Regions from separate parts of the Homo sapiens genome. Here region 2 is linked to region 1. A link is a loop called in an ENCODE intact Hi-C map of the cell type or tissue named here. Cell type or tissue: MCF 10A. All regions are shown on one strand. Links, peaks and the distances in the headings refer to the core of each region. The heading gives the core; the rest is flanking DNA.

Region 1 (10,448 bases), core at 1,263-9,262:
CCTCTGATCCCACAACCCAACAGACTAGTATTTAGGGTTTCATGGACCCCAAATTTCTTCAAAACGTTTTGGGACTGACCTTGGGTTGTCAATGTTTTCATTTGGGCAAGTGGGGACATTTTTTTAGAACCGTCACCTATAATCACTATCACTTCATAAAAGAACGTATATTTTTAACAGCGTCAGCAAAGCAGTATGGCGCTTCGGGCTGGGGACAGTGTCCTTGTGCGGCCCTCGGCGTCGGCCACCTTCCCTTCACCGCCAGGACAAGGCAGGGCCTCTTTCGACCTGTGGCAGGCCTCGGGCGCCCCCTTGTGCTGGCTCTCCTCAGCACAGCGCCTTGCCACCTTGGTCAGGCGCATCCTCCTAAAGCTTGGGCCCCACATTCTCGATCCTGTAGGGAGGGCCCAAGGAGAACGGCACCCACTTTCTCAATCCTGTAGGGAGGGCTCAGGGAGAACGGCACCCAGGATTGGCATCGCGGGAACCCCTTCCCTCTGCCCTCCTGTCTCCATGGGTCCTCCCAGAGCCTGGGAGGGCACAGGTGGGGACCTTCAGCCACATCTGATAGATGAGGAAACAGGCTCTTGACCAAGATCTCAGGGCGCTTTAATGCCAAGTCTGAAGGCCAGACCTCATAAACATGTATGGAACATTCAAGAAACATTTATTGAACTCCTACTGTAGGCCAAGTGCAGCGGCTCATGCTGGTAATCCCACATGAGGGATTACTGCATTGAGAGGCCCAGACAGAAGGATTGCTTGAGCCCAGGAGTTCGAGACCAGCCTGGGCAACATAGCAAGACCCTGTCTCTACAAGAAATAAAAAAATTAGCTGGGCATGGTGGCGGGCACCTGTGGCCCCAGCTACTCGAGAGAGTGAGGTAGGAGAATCACTTGAGCCCAGGAGGTCAAGGCTGCAGTGAGCTATGATTGCATCACTGCACTGCAGCCTGGGCAACAGAGCAAAACCCTGTCTCAAAAAATAAATAAAAATTAGACCAGGTGCAGTGGCTCACGTCTGTAATTCTAGCACTTTGGGAGGCCGAGGTGGATGACTTGAGGCCAGGAGTTCAAGACCAGCCTGGCCAACAGAGTGAAACCCAGTCTCTAAGTAAAAAAAAAATATATATATATATATATATATATATATATATATATATACACACACACACCAAAAAAAAATGAACTCCCACTGTGTGTCAGGCACTAGGACGAGAAGGGTGAAGAACAAGGACACAGCCCCTTCCCTCCCACATGACATTCTCACAAAGGAAGTCCAATGCTGAACCAGAAAATCAACCGTGGAACCAGACAACTTCAGAAAAGGGAGCGCTGATGAAAATCCAGCAGGGAGTGTGACTGACTGAGGGTGAGTGACTACACTGCGCAGGGAGGCCCCTTGGGACTTGAGCAACAAGGAGCCAGAAACACACAACAGTCGGTGCACAGGCCAAGGCAGCAGCTGCTGGACGAGCTCCAGGAGCAGAGGGGCAGGGAGGTGACAGGAGACGCAGGAGAGGTGGCTAGAGACGACTCATGCAGGGCTCCGGCTGAGTGAAGACTTTGAACTTGGTGGTAGGTGCCATGGGCAGGGCTGGGCAGTGTCTATGAGGGCAGTGATGGGATCTGACTTATGTTTGGGGTCATGGCTGCTGTAGGGTGGAAACTGCAGCCAGTGCCGCTATTATACAGATGGGCACAGGAGGCTCAGAGAGGCTCAGGGCTCCACTGCAGCCATCCACAAGCTGGCAGCACATCACCCCTTGGACCCAGGAGCCTGGCACAAAAAGTCTTCTACTACTGGTCCCTAGAGTAGTGTGGCTGGGGGCAGGGTTGGGGGCGAGCCCAGCGGGCCCTGAGGTCTGAGGGCACCGGCTGCACCACCAGGCCTGGCAATGACACACTGGTGGCCGGCCATGCAGGTTCCGCTGCTCTCCTCTGAGGGTGGAGGTGGACCATGAATAGCATCAAGCCCAAGACAACCTCTGTTCGGTAGGTTCAGCACATGTTAACTTTTGAAGTTAATTTAATATATGAAAACCAGGCATTTAAAGTCCACGTTTGCATGTTCTGCTGAGAAATCACACCTTCTGCTGCACAGCCCCACGTTCGCCAGGTCTCATGCTCACATTCGACTGCAGCCCGGTGGGGCCTGCCCTTCCTGAGTCTCCTCACCCTCCCAAACATGCCTGCCCACTGGCTATGGGGGCAGCTGAGGCTGGGGCCTCCCTAGACAAGCCTCAGACCAAGGTCCCTGTCTGTGGATCTGGAACCAGCAGTGGGATTGAGAGCTTGGCCAAAGTGTGTGCTTGAAGCAGGGCTGTCTCCACCCCAAGGCTGGACTCAGAGCCCTGCCCAAAGCACTCACATCACCAAATCCTACACACTCATCTTCAGGCCCCCAGGAGTCATTTGTGTGCCCCTGACCCCAGGTGATATGTGTCCTCACATGTCAGGCAACATTTACCTGCCCATGTTTTGTAAGAGCCACAGCAAAGAACATAAATGCTAACACTTACCAGAAAACAGGCCAGAAGGAAGTACTGGCACAGTGCCAGGCACAGAGGAGGCACCAGAAAGTGCTGAATTAATGAATAAGCAAGCAAGGATTAGATGGATAGATGGATGGGGGATAGACGGATGAACGTTTGGGTGGTGGACAGATGGATGGATGGATGGAAGCATGGATGGATGGATAGATTGATGGATGGATGTGTGGGTGGATGGATGGATGGATGGATGGATGGATGGTGGATGGGTGGATGGATAAATGTGTGGATGGATGGATGGATATGTGGATGGATGGATGGTGGATGAATGGATGGATGGATGGATGGATGGATGGATGGATGGATTGGGTGAATGAATGGATGTGTGGATGGATGGATGGATTGGGTGAATGAATGGATGTGTGGATGGATGGATGGATGGATGGATGGATGGATGGATGGATGGATGGATTGGGTGAATGAATGGATGTGTGGATGGATGGATGGATTGGGTGAATGAATGGATGTGTGGATGGATGGATGGATGGATGGTGGATGAATGGATGGATGGTAGATGAATGGATGGATGGATGGATGAATGGATGGATGGATGGATGAGTGGATGGATGGATGGATGGATGGATTGGGTGAATGAATGGATGTGTGGATGGATGGATGGATTGGGTGAATGAATGGATGTGTGGATGGATGGATGGATGGATGGATGGATGGATGGATGGTGGATGGTTGGATGGATGTGTGGATGGATTGGGTGGATGGATGTGTAAGTGGATGGATGGATTGGGTGGACGGATGGATGGACTGGGTGAATGGATGGATGGATGGTGGATGAGTGAATGTGTGGGTGAATGGATGCATTGATTGAATGGATGTGTGAATGGATGAAGGGATCGAGTGGATGGATGTGTGAATGGATGGATGGATGGTGGATGAGTGAGTGGATGTGTGGGTGAATGGATGCATTGATTGGGTGGATGGATGGATGGATGTGTGGATGGATGGTAGATGGGTGGGTAGATGGTAGATGGATGGTGGATGGATAGATGAATGGATAGAAGGATGGATGGATGTGTGGATGGATGGATAGATGGATGGATGGATGCTGGATGAATGGATGGATGGATGGTGGATGGGTGGATGGATGTGTGGACGGATGAATGGGTGAAAGGATGGATGTATGGATGGATGTGTGGATGGATGGATAGATGTGTGGATGGATGGGTGGAAGGATGAATGGATGGGTAGATGGGTGAGTAGATGGATGGATGGATAGGTGGATGGACGGATGGATAGATAGATAGGTGGATGGATGGATGGATGGGTGGGTGGATGGATGGATGGATGGGTGGATGGATGGATGGATAGATGCATGTATGGGTGGATGGATGGAAAATAGACTGACAATTGGGTCTTTTTGCCTTTGAGATGAATGGGCCTCAGGATCAAGTTAGCAGGAGTGTTGGTGGAGGAGGTAAGGGGGTAGTGGAAGGTAAATCTGATGCCTTCTGACCTGAAGACATGCTCACAGCAAGCAGTTCACCCCCACTCACTCACACAGCCTTGGCAGAAGAGCAAAAGGCAAAGAGACAGCTTATGCCTGGAGACATGGGACCAGCCCAGGCATTTTCATCTGGCTTCCTCAGATGGGATGGTGTCTGCTGCCCCTGCCAGAGCCTGCCCAGAATGCAGCCATGGGGCAAAGGCTCAGCAAACACCTCATTTCCTCAGCCCTGCCAAGTCATGTATTTACTATTGTCCATTTCCCTTCCCTTCTCCCCCTCTTCCTCACACAATTTTCATTAAAGTAAAACATAGAGAAAATTGCACAAAAGTGTACAGTCAAGCAACTTCCACAAAAAAATACACACTTTTGGGGCTGGGCACAGTGGCTCACGCCTGTAACCCCAGCACTTTGGGAGGCTGAGGTGAGAGGAGTGCAGTGGTGCAACCTTGAGTTCAAGAGTTTGAGACCAACCTGGGCAACATGGCAAGACCCTGTCTCTACAAAAAATAAATTTTTTTTAAAAAAAAGCTAAAAATTAGTCAGGTGTTGTGGCATGCACCTGTAGTCCCAGCTACTTGGGAGGCTGAGGTGGGAGGATGGCTTGAGCCTGAGAGATCAAGGCTGCAGTGAGCCGTGATTATGTCACTGTACCCCAACCTGGGCAACAGAGAATTTGTCTCCAAAAACAAAAACAAAATCCCACTTCTGTAGCCAGGACTCAGACACTGAATGAGCACGTCCTAAATATTCCCTCAAACTCCCTTCTCACAGTGGCTGTAGCCACTACCCGGACCTGGTTCCAACCTCGGCAGCAGAAATTCTTTCTCCTGCTTTTGCTTGTTGGTGGCTGCTGCCCTCTTCTGGCTGCCTGCAGGAGCTGCACTCAGGGAAGGGAAAGGCCCCGCACCTGGCACCTACCTTAGTGTTGTTGTGTAGTGTTGTGTTGTGTTGTGTTGTGTTGTGTTGTGTTGTGTTGTGTTGTGTTGTGTTGTGTTGCGTTGTGTTTTTTTGAGATGGAGTCTCGCTCTGTTGCCCAGGCTGGAGTGCAGTGGTGCGATCTTGGCTCACTGCAACCTCCGCCTCCCTGGTTCAAGTGATTCTCCTGCCTCAGCCTCCCGAGTAGCTGGGACTACAGGCACCCGCCACCATGCCTGGCTAATTTTTGCATTTTTAGTAGAGACAGGGTTTCACCATATTGGCCCAGCTGGCCTGGAACTTCTGACCCTGTGATCCGCCCGCCTCGGCCTCCCAAAGTGCCGGGATTACAGGCGTGAGCCACTGCACCCGGCCTTAGTTTTCTATTAGGTTGGTGCAAAACCACGATTAGTTTGCACCAACCTAAAATATTTGCTGTGGTGGCAAATGACCACCAACTCTGCGGCCCAAAACAACACGAATTTATTCTGTTACTACAGGTCAGGTTTCTGGCACAGGCCTCACTAGGCTAAAATCGACGTGCCTGCACAGCTGGCTCCCTCTGGAAGCTCCGGGGGAGGTCCGTGCCTTCTCCAGCATCCAGAGGCCCTTGTCTTCCCGTCTGTGACCCCTTCCTGGCCACGTCTTCGTGCTGCCTCTTCTCTGGTTCTTCTTTTATGAGGCCTCATGATTAGACTGGGTCTGCAGGGTTAAACCAAGAAAACCAAGACGATCTCCCCATCTCAAAGTTCTTAATCTTCATGGCTTTTTTTTTTTTTTTTTGAGACGGGGTTTCACTCTTGTCACCTAGGCTGGAGTGCAATGGCACAGTCTCGGCTCACTGCAACCTCTACCTCTCAGGTTCAAGGGATTCTCCTGCCTCAGCCTCCCAAGTAGCTGGGATTTTTGTATTTTAGTAGAGATGGGGTTTCATCACATTGGCCAGGCTGATCTTGAACTCCTGACCTCAGGTGATCCGCCCACCTCGGCCTCCCAAATTGCTGAGATTACAGGTGTGAGCCACTGTGCCCGGCCTCTTCATGGCATCTTAAAGTCTCTTTTGCCATGCTGACGAACATAGCTGCAGGTCTGCGCATCAGGGTGAGGGCCGGCAGGGATGTGGACATTTGGGGTATTCTGCCTACCACAGAGCCCTGCCCCTCAGGAAGCAGTCTCTTTTTTTGGAAAAAACACTACCCCCAAGGAGAGCCAAGGATGCCCACATATTTAGAATAGCCTTGGACATTAATGACATTATTCTAAATATGCCCACATATTTAGAATAGCCTTGGACATTAATGACAAAGACCAAAATGGGCCAGGTGCAGTGGCTCACGCCTGTAATCCCAACACTTTGGGAGGCTGAGGCGGGTGGATCACGAGGTCAGGAGATCAAGACCATTCTGGCTAACAAGGTGAAACCCCATCTCTACTAAAAAATACAAAAAAAACAAAAAATAGCCGGGCGTGATGGCAGGCTCCTGTAGTCCCTGCTACTCGGGAGGCTGAGGCAGGAGAATGGTGTGAACCGGGGAGGCGGAGCCTGCAGTGAGCTGAGTTCGCACCTCTGCACTCCAGCCTGGGTGACAGAGCGAGACTCCGTCTCAAAAAAAAATAAAATAAAATAAAAAAAGGCCAGGCGTGGTGGCTCACGCCTGTAATCCCAGCATTTGGGAGGCCAAGGCGGGCGGATCACCTGAGGTCAGGAGTTAGAGACCAGCCCAGCCAACATGGTGAAACCCCATCTATACTAAAAATACAAAAATTAGCTGGGCATGGTGGCACACACCTGTAGTCCCAGCTACTCAGGAGGCTGAGGCAGGAGAATTGCTTGAACCCGGGAGACAGAGGTTGCAGTGAACCGAGATCACGCCACTGCACTTCAGCCTGGGCAACAGAGCGAGACTCCATCTCAAAAAAAATAAAAAAGAAAAAAAATATATATATATATATAAAATAATAAATAAAATAAAATTCATATAGCAAGACAGAGGCCCTCGAATAGCTAAAAGAATCTTGACAAAGCAAAATACAATGGGAGAAATTGCTGTAGCCAGTATTAAGGTTTACTATATAGCTACACTAATCAAGAAAAGGTCATATGGTGCTTTTTCAGCCTCCCTCACTGGCTTCCCCACATCTCCCAGCCCCTTAAAGGTGGACACCCCTAGGCTCATCTGTTGGTCATCTTTATTCTTTTTCTTTTTTCTGAGACGTGGTCTCACTCTGTCACCCAGGCTGGAGTGCAGCGGCATGATCACAGCTCACTGCAGCCTCAACCTACTGGGCTCAAGCGATCCTCCCACCTCAGCCTCCCCAGTAGTTGAGACTACAGGCGTGTGGCACCACGCCCAGCTAATTTTTTAAATTTTTTGTAGAGATGAAGTCTTACTGCATTGCCCAGGCTGGTCTCAAACTCCTGAGCTCAAGTGATCCTCCCATCTTGGCATCCCAAAGTGCTGAGATTACAGGGGTGAGCCATTGAGCCCAGTTGGTCATCCAGTCACCTTTTCTATCCCTCTTCATAGGTGACTGCACTCTTTTGGTTTTTTCAACACAATCTATCTGCAGGCAACTCTCAAATTCACCTCTTCTCCCTGTCATCTCATGCCCCTCACTGACCAGTCAACATCTCCACCAAAACATCTAATAGGTATCTGTATTAGCTTTCTGTTGCTTATAGCAGAATACATGAAACTGAATAATTTACAAAGAAAAGAAATTTCTTTCTTTTTTTTTTTTTTTTTTTTTTGAGACAGGTTCTCACTCTGTCACCCAGCCTGGAGTGCAGTGGCTCGATCTCAGCTCACTGCAACCTCTGCCTCCCAGACTCAAATGATCATCCCACCTCAGCCTCCAGAGTATCTGTGACTACAGGTGCATACGCGGCTAATTTTTTTCTGTATTTTTTTGTAGAGATGGGGTTTCACCATGTCGCCTGAGCTGGACTTGAACTCCTTAGCTCAAGCTATCCACCCTCCTTGGCCTCCCAAAGTGCTGGGATTACAGGTGTGAGTCCCTGCACCTGGCCCAGAAATTTCTTTCTTATAGTTATGGAGTCAGAGAAGTCCAAGGTCAAGGGTCCACTTTCGGGGAGGGTCTTCCTGCTGGCGGGGGCTCTCTGTGGAGTCTGCAGAGTTTTGAGGCGATGCAGGGTATCACGTGATGAGGGAGCTTAGTGTGATCCTCCCCCATAATAACTCATCAGTCCATTAACCCATTAATGGAGGAGACAAACATTCAAACCATAGCAGCATCTCACACACACATCCCAAGCCAATCTCGGTCCTCCCTCAAGCCCACCCCACCCGCACCTTCCCGGTTTCCATCAATGGATGGACCAGCCTTCAAAGTTTACAGGGTATCCTGCATTCTCTAGTTTATGCGCATCCCCAATCTAAAGAAGGCTGCCCTCTCTCACCACCTCCACTGCTACCTGCCCTCTGGTCTGAGTGCACTGCCTTTCATTCGGATTATTGTAGTCCCCTGGCTTCTAACCAGCAACCAGCGTGATCTTTAAAAATGTAACTCGAGGTATGAGAATCGCTTGAACCTGGGAGGCGGAGGTTGCAGTGAACTGAGATCTCGCCACTGCGCTCCAGCCTGGGTGACAGAATGAGACTCCATCTCAGAAAAAAAAAAAAAAAAAGAAAAAAAGAAAAAAAGCTGGGCACGCTGGCTCATACCTGTAATCCCAGAACTTTGGGAGATCAAGGCAGGCAGATCACCTGAGGTCAGGAGTTCCAGACCAGCCTGGCCAATATGGTGAAACCGTGTCTCTGCTAAACATACACAATGCAGGAGATTGGTCAAGGTGGTAGGAGAAATTATAAAGATAAAGTTATAGGAAATAGACACAAACTTTCTTGGAAGGCCGGAAGGTTTGCATAGCTTCAGTAAAAGATTTGGCTGAAGGTAGCTGAATTCTCTTAAAAGTTTAGGGCGTAGATACATAGGAATGTAGAGGAGTTTATCTAAATAGCTTGTTCACTCATGTTGTCCTAAAACAGACCTTTGATCATTCACGGGCAGGACTACTCTCTCTGAGGGAGGGCAACCAGATTAATTACCCACAAATGTGTTGACTCAAAGCCTTTGTCATTAAGTCTGTGCTGAATAAATGCCTGCAGGACCAGCTAGTCAGGCCGCGGGGCTGGAACAACTCTTTTTGTGAAAGGTCCAGCCCCCTAGCCAGCTCTTTCACTGAATACTGGTGTCTGAGTACATTATTCATCTGTAGTGCAGCCCAGGTCTGTGGGTCAGACCCTGGCAAGTTAGCCGGATGTGGTGACACATGCCTGTGATCCCAGCTACTCGGGAGGCTGAGGCACGAGAATCTCCTGAACCCAGGAGGCAGAGGTTGCAGTGAGCCAAGATCGTGCCACTGCACTCCAGTCTGGGGCAACACAGTGAGACCCCATCTCAAAAAAAAAATGTAACTCAAGACCAGACACGGTGGTCACACCTGAAATTCCAGCACTTTGAGAGGCTGAGGCTAGTGGATCACTTGAGCCCAGGAGCTCAAGACCAGCCTGGGGAATATGGCAAAATCCTGTTTCTACAAAAAAAAAAAAAAAAAATGAAAATTAGCCAGGGGTGGTGGTATGTACCTGTAATCCCAACTACTCAGGAGGCTGAAATGGGAGGATCGCTTGAGCCCAGGAGGCTGCAGTGAGCTATGACTGTGCCACTGCACTCTAGCCTGGGTGACAAAGCAAGACCCTGTCTCAATAAATAAATAAACAAAATAAAACTGTAACTCAGTGTTCATAGCAGCATTATTCACAACAGCCAAAAAGTGGAAGCAAAGGCAATGTCCATCCTCCGATGAATGGATAGACACACTGTGGCACCCAAACACCCAGACAGTGGAATAGTATGCATCCATAAAAAGGAAGGAGGCTGGGCACAGTGGCTCACGCCTGTAATCCCAACACTTTGGGAGGGTGAGGCAAGAGGATCACTTGAGGCCAGGAGTTTGAGACCAGGCTGGCCAACATGGCAAAGCCCTGTCTCTACTAAAAATACAAAAATTAGCCTGGCATAGTGGCACACACCTACAATCCCAGCTAGTCAGGAGGCTAAGGCACAAGAAACGAGAGTCGCTTGAGCCCGGGAGGCAGAGGCTGCAATGAGCCGAGATTGTGCCACTGCACTCCAGCCTGGACAAAAGAGTGACACTCTGTCTCAAAGAAAAAAAAGGAATGAAGTACTCATATGTTCTACATCATGGATGAACCTTGAAAATGATGCTGAAAACAGCCAGACACAAAATGCCACATACTGTATGGTTCTGTACACATGGAATGTCCAGAATTGGCAAATCCATAGATTTTAAAAAGTAGATTCGGCAGGGCACAGTGGCTCACGCCTGTAATCCCAGCACTTTGGGAGGCTGAGGCTCACTTGAGGTCAGGAGTTCAAGACCAGCCTGGCCAACATGGTGAAACCCTGTCTCTACTAAAATACAAAAATTAGCTAGGCATGGTGGCAGGCACCTGTAATCCCAGCTACTC
Region 2 (10,448 bases), core at 855-8,854, 310 kb before region 1:
TGAGCTGCGCTCCCCTGGCTGGCACCCCAGGCTGACTGTCTCAGGGCAGACTTGCCTATGGACCCAGTGTGGAATTCCAGCCACCACGGGATGCTGGGTGTGGTCTCTGCGGGATGCTTGGTGGCCCAAAGAAATCATCTGTTCCCATGAGCTGTGGCCGCCAGGGCTGTCCCGCCACCACGGAGCCAGCTCAGAGGGCACACGGCCCCGAGACAGATTGGCATTCTGGCTACATCTTGGGGAGCAGCCTTGGCATCGGAGGGGCTCTGAGGCAGGAACCTGGTGCACCCACGGTGGGGGACAATAGCTGCCTCTGGCCGGGGGAGCCCAAGGAAGGAAGCTCAGGCAGCCCAGCTCCTTTCCAGTGATGCTGAGTGCCTAGCTCGGGCCAGACACAGGAGCAGGGAGCTGGCGGGGATGCTGCCACCCACAGGGCCCTGGGAGTTGGTCAAGGGACTGGGTGGCAAAGGCCAGCACGCCGTGGCCCCTCTGGAGGGGAAGGAGCCTGGAGACAGAGAAGCACGTCACCACCCCCATTCCAGGTGCAGAGACAAAGGGAACAGAACGAACGAGACCAGGGTCCATCCTTCAGAGAGCCAGGGGCCAGGGCCTGAGCCCTGCTTGGCCAGCACTTGCTAAGTGGCCGGAGGCCGGCGGCTTCCTCTCTCTGTGCCTCTGCGTCCAGTCATATCTGAAGCTGGAGCTGGTGGTCTGATAGAATGCAGGGCACTGCACGTAGGCTGCACACGCCACACGGGCTGTCACCAGCACTGCCTGCACCAGCGTGGGGCCGTGACTGGAACAGCGCTGGGCAGAGTCTGTGTTCAGTAACCATCCTTGGCTGCTGTTATCAAGGAGGCACTAAAAGAATTCCTGGGATCCCCAGAGAAGGAGTAAATGCCTGCATTTGTTGGGGAGGGAATAAGGAGGGTGGAGAAGAAATCAGGGACAGCTGAAGGGTGAGCGACATGCCAGGGTATCGGGCGGTGCCAGTGAACAGAGAGAGCAGAGGCCCAACTGCAAATTCCTTAGGAGACCAGCTTGCCTGGGGGCGGCCCCACTGGGGCTTTGACGTTCACAGAGGAGTTCGGACCTTCGTACTGCAGGAAGAAATGTTTAGGGTGGGAAGCAAGATTAGACTGGCACTTGGAAATGCCACAGGCGATTCTGTGAACAGAGCGAGTCTGATTAAGATAAAATAGGAGAATTACAGGGACCCCTGAGTCTGGGTGTAAGGTCGCATCCAAATTCTCCCTCAAGGTCCCTGCACGGCCCCAGGCAGCATCCCTGGTCTTTTCATATTGGTCTTCTCACCAGCCTTTGCTGCTCCTGCTCCAAATCCTCCTGGCTTGAGAGTCCCCACCTTGGTCTCCTGGACCCCTCTAACCAGGGCCCCTGCTCTCTGGTATTGCAGTTACTCTCACCTCCAGGCTTGGCTGTGCAGGAGCGCAGAGGTGAGAGGTCATTGCAGTGCATTGGCTTGGGCAGAGTCGGGACTTGTTGTTCAGGGCCGCAGGGACCAGCTGCCCCCTCCCCGGGCACCTACAGCCCCACAATTGGGGACCTCGCCAGCCACCGAGGTCTTTCTTCTCGGCACTGCCCCCACCCCCACCCTGGCTGTCCAGTCTTCAAGCAAATGTTTTTGATTTTACAGGAAGTAGAGCAAGGACCTAATCTGAGTTTAATTTTTGAAGCAAGGCCTTTGATTTAATACTTATTCATTTAAGTAATTAATGCCTCCGAGTCCAGAGTCAGAAGCCATCTCAGTTTAGCCCCTCTCTTTCCTTACACGCAAAAGCAGACCTCACAGCACTTGGTACCTCCAAACCATTAATTTATACCAACGGGGACATTCCAAGGCCTGGAGCAGTTACTGAACACGACTGTGCAGCCTTCTCTGCCATATTAATGTACTCTTGTCCCCAAAGACCTGGGACAGGAGTGGCTGCCTACTTAGCAAGGACTCTGCTCACAAGCCCGGTCCTCTTGTGGGTATAGAATATTCTGGGTTATGAGACATGTTTTTGAACCCAGACTTGATGCATTCAGTCAATAAACATATATGAAGTGCTGTCTCCCATGCACTAGGTGCACCCTGGAGAAGCAACTCTTATCCCCAAAGAGAAAACACACAGGCAGCAAATCTGTAGGAATGAGGGCAGAGTGGGGAGGACAGAGTGGGGAGGGCAGAGTGGGGAAGGCAGAATGGGGAGGGCAGAGTGGGGAGGGCAGAGTGGGGAGGGCAGAGTGGGGAAGGCAGAATGGGGAGGGCAGAGTGGGGAGGGCTGAGGGGGGAGGGCAGAAGGGGGAGGGCAGAGTGGGGAGGGCTGAGGGGGGAGGCCACTCCGGGACAGGGATGGTCACTGCCACATAGTGGGAAGATGTTCTGTGGGGACCTTGAAGAGTGGGGAGATGGAGAGTGATCGGGAGGGAAGGGTGATACAGAGGTGCGGGCAGAAGGCAACAGCCAGGAAGAAAGAGGGGTGTCGAGGTGGACGGTGGGATTCCAGAGAGCTTTTCTTATTGAGTTACTGGGGGAAGTTTGTTTTTCTTTTTTTCTTTTTCTTTTTCAGAACACAGGATGGATGTGCCTGTCTCCTCTGGGAAGCTCTCCTCTCCTTCATCGTGTTATACTCGTGTTCACTCTACTCTCATCCTGTGTAGGGCAGGCAAACAGGGCCGTGACTCTGGCCCCTCAGAGCCCCTGGTTTGATAGTCTGTGTACAGCGTGGGGTATGTGATAGCAATTGCACCTCTTATTTTATAAATGGGTAAACTGAGTCCTGGAGACAGGGCTGTCCCTAGATGGATGTGGGTTCCCTGAGTTTAGCCCATCTCTTTCCTTACACGCAAAAGCAGACCTCACATCACTTGGTATCTCCAAACCATTAATTTATACCAACGGGGACATTCCAAGGCCTGGAGCAGTTACTGAACACGACTGTGCAGCCTTCTCTGCCATATTAATATACTCAGAAATTAATCAATATACTTAATTAATATATTAATTAATTAATATACTTAATTAATATAATTAATGTACTCAAAAATTAAACTCAGATTAGGTCCTTGCTCTACTTCCTGTAAAATCAAAAACATTTGCTTGAAGACTGGACAGGACAGCCGGGGTGGGGGTGGAGGCAGTGCCGAGAAGAAAGACCTCAGTGGCTGGCGACGTCCCCAATTGTGGGGCTGTAGGTGCTCGGGGAGTGGGCAGCTGGTCCCTGCGGCCCTGAACGAAAAGTCCCGACTCTTCCCAAGCCAGTGTACTGCCCCCCCACTTGCAGGAGGCTCCACTGTCGGCCCTTTGCCTGGGGATTTGGGGATACTATTCAGAGTCTGAATTCAAAATTCAATCAAATTCGGCTGGGGTGGTGGCTCACGCCTGTAATCCCAGCACTTTGGGAGGCCGAGGCGGGCGGATCACGAGGTCAGGAGATCGAGACCATCCCGGCTAAAACGGTGAAACCCCGTCTCTACTAAAAATACAAAAAATTAGCCGGGCGTAGTGGCGGGCGCCTGTAGTCCCAGCTACTTGGGAGGCTGAGGCAGGAGAATGGCGTGAACCCGGGAGGCGGAGCTTGCAGTGAGCCGAGATCCCGCCACTGCACTCCAGCCTGGGCAACAGAGCGAGACTCTGTCTCAAAAAAAAAAAAAAAAAAAGAATATTTGTGAAATGGCTGAAGAAGAAGTGTCTAGTGCCACGCTCCCCTCTCGGAAACAGGGGCTCCACTGGCCGTCGCCAGCTGCGTCTCAAGTTAGGCAGGTGTCTCTATCATTTCAGGGCTCTAGCCGAGGCCCAACATTGAGCTGCATTGTCAGTGAACCCTCTCAAACTGGGGATGATTTCTGTGCACACCTACATGATCCCAGCATCTGGAGCTTTTATCAGATTTCTTCAGATCCTCAGTGGCTCCCCAAAACCCTGGCTTCTTGCTCACAGGGTTGGAAAGAATTTATGCACCTTAGGACCTCCAAGTGGAAACCTGAAGTCTGCAGGAACACAGAGAATCAGAAATTTTCTCTGAGAGAGGTCAGGTAGGCTTCCTGGAGGAAGAGGCATTTGAGCAGGACTGCCTATGGCCTCCTGCTCTGGGCACAGAGGGTTTATGATCCCTGTAACAAAATGCAGATAAAGCACCTCCTGCTAAAAATATATATTCAGGCCAATGGAATAATTTATTCATCTCAACCCACAAACATCGATTCAAACCTGGGCTGGACGCTGGTTCTGCCTGTTCATAGCTGGTGGTTTTGGGTGAGTCACTTAACTTCTCTGTGCCTTTGTTTCTTCATCACAAGATGGAATAATTATGCAGCCTGCCTCAGAGGACTGTCGAGCGAATTAAATGAACTCTCAGATATTTCTGACAACTGGACCCTCGGTATTCGGCCTAGAAACCTGATTGGTCTCTAGCGAACTTCTTACTCTAGGCCAGGTCCTGTGCCCAAACCTGGGGAGCCCTGGTTGAGCACCACCCAGACCTGGCCTCCAGGAGCTCAGAGTACAGTAAGGGAGACAAATAGCAGACAGTGCTCCTGCATCCAGGTGCAAGTGGCCATAGGGCGGCATGGAGCAGCGCCCGGAGGTGCCCCCAGCCAGGCCCAGCTTTCGCCTGCCGATGCAGGCTCTGAGCCACATTAGCCAAGAAAGAGAGGAGGGGAGGGACCACTGAGGACAGGAGATGGACCTTGCTCCTTCTTGCTGTCCAGCAGACACACACACAGACATACGTGCACACCATGCACGCAAAAAGGCATACACATGTGCCTCTGCACACATCCCCACACAGCCCAAAATATACACATGTGCACACACTGGCGCACACATGTACCTTGCAGGCAAACACACATGTACATATACATACACACGCATACAATACCTACTGACACAAAGGTACACATATGTCCATGAGCACAGGCTCACACATGAGCATACACAGTGCTACAAATATACACACTCCTGCACACATGGGAGCATATAACACACATATTCACATGTATGCACACATGCACACACAAGGCAAAGACATACACAAACACACAAGAGCATATGCCATGCATACCAAGATTCACACAGGTACATATGCACACACATGCACCTGCACGCATGATCACACACGTGGACACATGATCACACATGTGCATGCACCCTACAAGAAGGCATCTTCTGCCCTCTGCACCAGGACGACAGAATTACCTTCAGTGCCATAAACCCAAGAACATCAAAGGTGGGAAAGACCAGGTCAGTGTGCTCAGGTTGTAAACAGAAACAAAAACCCCGCAAAACAGCGCCATCTTGTGGTGGCAGTGGGACCAGGCTGAAGGCAGCTGGCATCCTTCTTCCTTAGGGAGGGGTTTTTCCTAGAACCTGGCTTCCAAGGTGGGCTGAGTCAACTGTAACTCTCAGGCAGTACCAAAGCCACCCCTTTTATTCGGGGGAGGTCGGGATGCTCTGGACCAGCGGCTTTCCCTACCTCCACGGCCCCTGTGCTGGGTCCTGGCCAGCCAAGGGTGACCAGGGCCCTGAGTCTGGCTCTGCTGGGGACTCTGGGAGCCTCCTTCTGTCCTGGGCTTTACTCACCTCATTCAAGAAATGAGGTTATTACACTGATGCTCGAGAGCCCAGATCCATGTGTGTCTAGAGCCACGCCCCTTAGCCTGGGGCATCCATGAATAGACTGGGCTGCCCCCATATCAAACCGGAAAGCAAAGCCTCCTGGGTATCTCTGGCTTAGAGACCCGCTGGGAAATTGCCACCAGGGTCTCCCTTGCTGGAAGCTTCGGAGTGACATGAGATCTCAGGCCCTGCTTGGACCTTCTGACCCCTCAACTTTATCTTAAGAGCCCAGGGGATCTGGGCAGTGCCCCCAGAGCTCCCATCAGCACCCAGCACCCCTCACCTCCCCGAGAATCCCCTTCCCCTATGAAAGCCTCAGCTCTGAGACATAGACTGTTCCCCACCTGGTCCTCAGCCTTCCTCCCTGGCCCCCAGCCTGCAGGGACAAGGGCTCGTAACCATTCAGTGAACAGAAAACCAAGACACTTTCCTAGTGGAAATCGAGGCACGGGATTTCTCCCCACCTGCCCATTCAGATCACTCGCCTGGCAGGGCACAGGTAAGGACCCAGCTCTGAGACAGGCCACTGGGGCCAGATCCTGGTTCTGCACTCCCTGAATGGGTCCCCTGAGGCAAGTCACCTCCCCTCTCAGTGTCCTTCTCTGTAAAATGGGAATTACAATAGAATTTATCTCCGAGTTGTTTTAGGGAACAAAGGAAATATAATCCATGCAAAGTGCCTGGTCCACAGGAAGCGCTTTCGCATTGTCAGTGTTGGAGGTGATGTTTGCTTTGCAGGGCTGTTCAATCCCCTGCCCACTTCTAAACACATTTAACTTTGGGGAGGGGCCTCTTGGGGAGGACAAAAGAAGGAGGCTGGGGCTTCCGCTGCCCTCTGCAGACCTGGTGTGCGATGACGCTGCAGCGGGGGACCGCGGTTTTAAAGGCATCATCGGTAGAAACGGCCTCACGCATTTCCATAATTCACTCTGCATCAATTAATCTTTCACTGTCGATAGGAACCTGCGGCTGAATTCCCTCCCCGGGAGGACTCGCCATTCTCAAGCTCTGAGGGGTTTTCTTCTCGGCTGGCATCATGCTAATTTCCCTCGAGTACCCCTGGAAAGAGGTTTTAGAACAAGACGTGGCGCTTGGCAGGAATTTGACATCTGAAACAACTGTCGCTCAGGGAGGAGGGGGTTGTGACATTTGCTAATTGCCAATCGAGCACTAATGTGAGCATTGAGATGCTTGGAAAAATGCTTCTTCCTGCTGAGGCTGGATGGAGCTGGCTCACGGGCCACTGATACACCTGCAGGGCATCATCCTTTGCCATTGATAAATACCCTTCATGGATCTAAGGAGGGAAATAATAGGGAAATTTCCTTTTGGAAAACCAGAGAGCATTGGCTGGGGATGGGGGGCCCAGGTTCTGAAGCCATCACTGCCAAAAACCAGCTGAGCCACCAAGGGTGAGACCCTGCTCTTCCTCAGTGTCTGTGCGATGAGGGCCATGGCCCTTGCCGTCCTCTGCCTTTCCCTGACCGCAGACCCTGGCTTCTGCTGGAGCTCTCCCTTGTGTAAGGATGCATGGAGCAAATTTTAGGGGCCTTAGAGCCCTACGTCCAAACCTCCTCCAGCAGAGTCCCAAAGGGCCCCTGCCTACCTTCGCCTGCCTGCCAAGGGGTGCTGGCAGAAAGCAGGCAGGCGGTGCAGCCTCACCCTCTCCCACAATGGGCATGGGCCATGCCTGCTTCCTGCATGGCAAACCCCTGCTTCCAAGAGAAGCCTGAGGCCTGTGCTGAGAGGGCCCAGCCCCTCCTAGCATCTCTGGGTCATTTCCCTCTCCTCAGGCCTGGCAACCTCTAAGTTCAGCTCCTGGGAGCTGGGGTCCCCCAGAAAGGAGCTCTCCCCATTGCCAGCGAGAAGCAGCTCTAGCTCATTCTGTAGGCTAATAAGAGGGACAGCTCGAGAAATGAATGTGAGAATGGGACTGTGTGGGAACCCCCTGGAGAATCCACGGGGCAAATATCTTTATGTTCCAACCCGATTTCCTCTTGTGGAATCTCGACTATAAAATCAGCAACACAGCTGTACTAATAACAAAAAAAAGCATCAATGTTCAACCACCTATGCTGTGCCAGGCTCAGTGCTAAGCACTTCATTCTATGAAATCTTCTGGAATCTTCTCAATAGCCCCACAAAGGGGGCTCTGACACAGCCCCTATTTTATGCAAACCAAGGCTCTGAAAGGCTCAAGTCTTCCCAAGGTGATTTAGGGCACGCTTGCTGAAATAATAACCAAGACATTTATTTGGGGTTAAAATCCTGATATTCCAGACTGAAATAGCTGCCCCTCACATCCTCCTCCAGCCCTGCACCCATGGCCCCGAGCCCCACTGTGGGTGAAAGAGCAGGAGGGCCCTCCCTGTGAAACAGCGTCGGCCGCTTGGCAGGGGTATTGCTCTGCCCTGAGTTCACGCTGATAACGCGCCCAAGGGCAATCACATCGTAACAGCCCGGAATTGTTCTCAGTCTAGAACGGACAATAAACCGCCCGGGCAGAATGTCTCCTCATCATTCTGCCGCCAGCCAACGGGCTCCAAGAGTTGTCATCTTGAATTTGTGCCCAACTCAAGGTGCCGGCCCAGGCTGGGTCACGGGGCCACAGGGCGCTTTCCAGGAAGGCACGCAGAAGGCATTCCAGCACGAGAAGGTGAAGCAGCGCGGAGGTTATTGACTTGACATGGGTCATTTTGCCCCGGCGTACCCCACGGGATACTGCTATCCTATATCTCCGGCAGGGCATTCTCTGGGCAAACAAGCCCACAGCCATAAATGGTGGCCTTTGCACACCCGGAATCGCTGCCTCATGGTGTTTGGATCACTGACCCGGTTTGTTTATTTATTGAGAGTATTTTTAGCTCGCCCGCGGTTACCCCCGGGGTCACCAATTTTCCTTTTTAATCTTCTCTTTGAATAGAAAGGAAATGGACAGTAAGGTGCCTGTCACTCGAACGCTGGGGTAAGTCTGGGGCAGTGCATACGCCACCGAGGTCACACTCACGTCAGGGACGACACTGCCACAGCCAGCAAATCTCACTCAGCCAGCCCTCGAGGGCACCAGTGTGTGAGCCGACCCCGGGCCTGGCCAGAGAAGAGGGTCGCGGTGTCCGTGCAGGGATTCACCGAGAGTCCAGACCCCAGAGGGGCAAGCGGTCAGCACCACAGTCTCGCCCCGCAGCGCTGACCGCAGGGTCTATGGAACCCATTGGCCCCCCTGCAAGAGCTCCAGAGGTGATCCCCCACATCCTGTGAGAGATCAAGTGTATTCCAGAGAAGATTCCCAGGTCGCTCCGGTTTCCTCCCAGTTCTGGTGTCCTTGACTACTGGCTCTGCCATCTACCACCCTCATGCCTCAGTTTTCCCATCTCTAAAGTGGGGGCTAACAAGAGCGTCTACTCCATAAGTTTGTCCAGAGAGGTGAGTGGGGCGAAGTGCGCCTGTGTGCAGTGAAGCGCGCCTGTCCGCGGTGGAGCGCACCTGTCCGCGGTGGAGCGCTCATGTGTGCGGTGGAGCGCGCCTGTGCGTGGTAAGTGGTGGTGATTGTTGCTACCATCGCTGTTCCCATCAGTTCCCGCCACATGCATCTGTCAAGGGCCCCCAGGAAGCAGATGACCCACCCCCAGGGGTGGGCGAGATCAGGAAGCCAGGAAAGGATGGTTGGTGAAGCCCCTTGTTATTGTCTGAGGCCAGAAGGAGGCAGTTACAGAACCCAGCAAGAGAGGGAGCTGTCCATGGAGCCGGATGGGAGCTGTCGTGGCTGTGCGTAGGGGAGGCACACACTGCCCCCTGCGGCTGGGCAGGAAGGAAGCCAGCCCCTCTCTCCTTCCCAGCTCTGATCGGTTGCTGGCAACCCCCACTGGCCGCTTCAAGTGGGGACTCCAAAGCCAGGAAGCTGGGGAACCAGCTGGTCTCCTGCGGCAGAGAAACAGGGTGAGGAGTCGGGGCTGGACCTGGAGGGGCAGGCGGAGAGTGACTAGCAGAGTGAGTGTCCAGTCCCTCCCTGTCCGGGTGCCTTTCTGTCAGCCACACTCCAGGTTCTGCAGGGAAGAAAGGCTCTGAGTTGGGGTCTGGAGAGGCCCGAGCCTGGCACCTGTGGCCAGGCTGGGTCATTATCCCCTGAAGGGAAGCAGGGCTGGGCTGAAGGTGGGGAGCCTCCCTGACCTGCCTAAGCAAGGCTTTGTGCACCTTGTGTCAATAAATCCAAGAGCAGGAACGTATGTCATCAAGCGGCTGGCGGTGCCATCTGGCCAAAGCAGGAGGCAGCCTCTGGGACAGTCACATGGACGATGAGGCCAGACAGGGCTGCACCCCTCCCTCGGAAACCAGAAGCACTGACTGCCTTTCAGCCAGACATCCCTCAGTGATGCTGAACAACAATTAGGAATCAAATCCCCAAATGTCCTCCTGGCCTCTTTCCAACAGGAAGAGCCGCCCGGCCTTCCCTTTTTGCAGGACTGGGGCTGTGTCCTTGCTTTTGTGCTAATAATCCAGGAGTGCTTTAGGCTGTCAGAGCTGGGTACAAATTGCATTTTTGCAAATCGAAGAATGATTCCCCACCCATACTTCATTTCAGGGACACACGGATCGGTCTTGGAGCTAGACACTCTGACAGGAATCCAGGCCAGGGGCTCCTTCCCTGGGGGCCATGGTCCTCACCCTCTCAGCCTTGGGGGTCTCTTTGGGAATCCGTTGAAAGCTACAAAATCTCTACTCCAAACAGGGAAATGAGGTTGTGTGCAGACACGCTGCATTTGCTATCATTTCAAGGGTCTGCCGACCTCAGGTTCTGAGCCCAGGCCTGGGTGGGGCCGGAGGAAGGCCC

The links. Peaks named below come from ENCODE experiments on the same cell type or tissue, not always from the same donor. Only the 100,000 strongest peaks of a DNase experiment are listed, where the experiment ranks them.
Region 2: it touches region 1 in a loop (12-fold over the local background); 2 of 110 quality-filtered maps call a loop at or near these places.

What each region holds. Positions count from the first base shown.
Region 1 is chr11:70,191,414-70,201,861 of GRCh38, forward strand. No RefSeq gene overlaps it. Among named protein-coding and RNA genes, the nearest start is that of FADD, 6.7 kb to the right of the region's middle. RefSeq lists enhancers at 500-559, 5,318-5,817 and a silencer at 4,690-4,984. In MCF 10A, for the core only: a CTCF peak has its summit at 4,868 (motif pointing left); a DNase peak (open chromatin) is centred at 4,848.
Region 2 is chr11:69,883,437-69,893,884 of GRCh38, forward strand. No RefSeq gene overlaps it. Among named protein-coding and RNA genes, the nearest start is that of FGF3, 69 kb to the left of the region's middle. RefSeq lists enhancers at 6-506, 5,165-5,459, 7,655-8,250. In MCF 10A, for the core only: a CTCF peak has its summit at 5,311 (motif pointing left); a DNase peak (open chromatin) is centred at 5,295.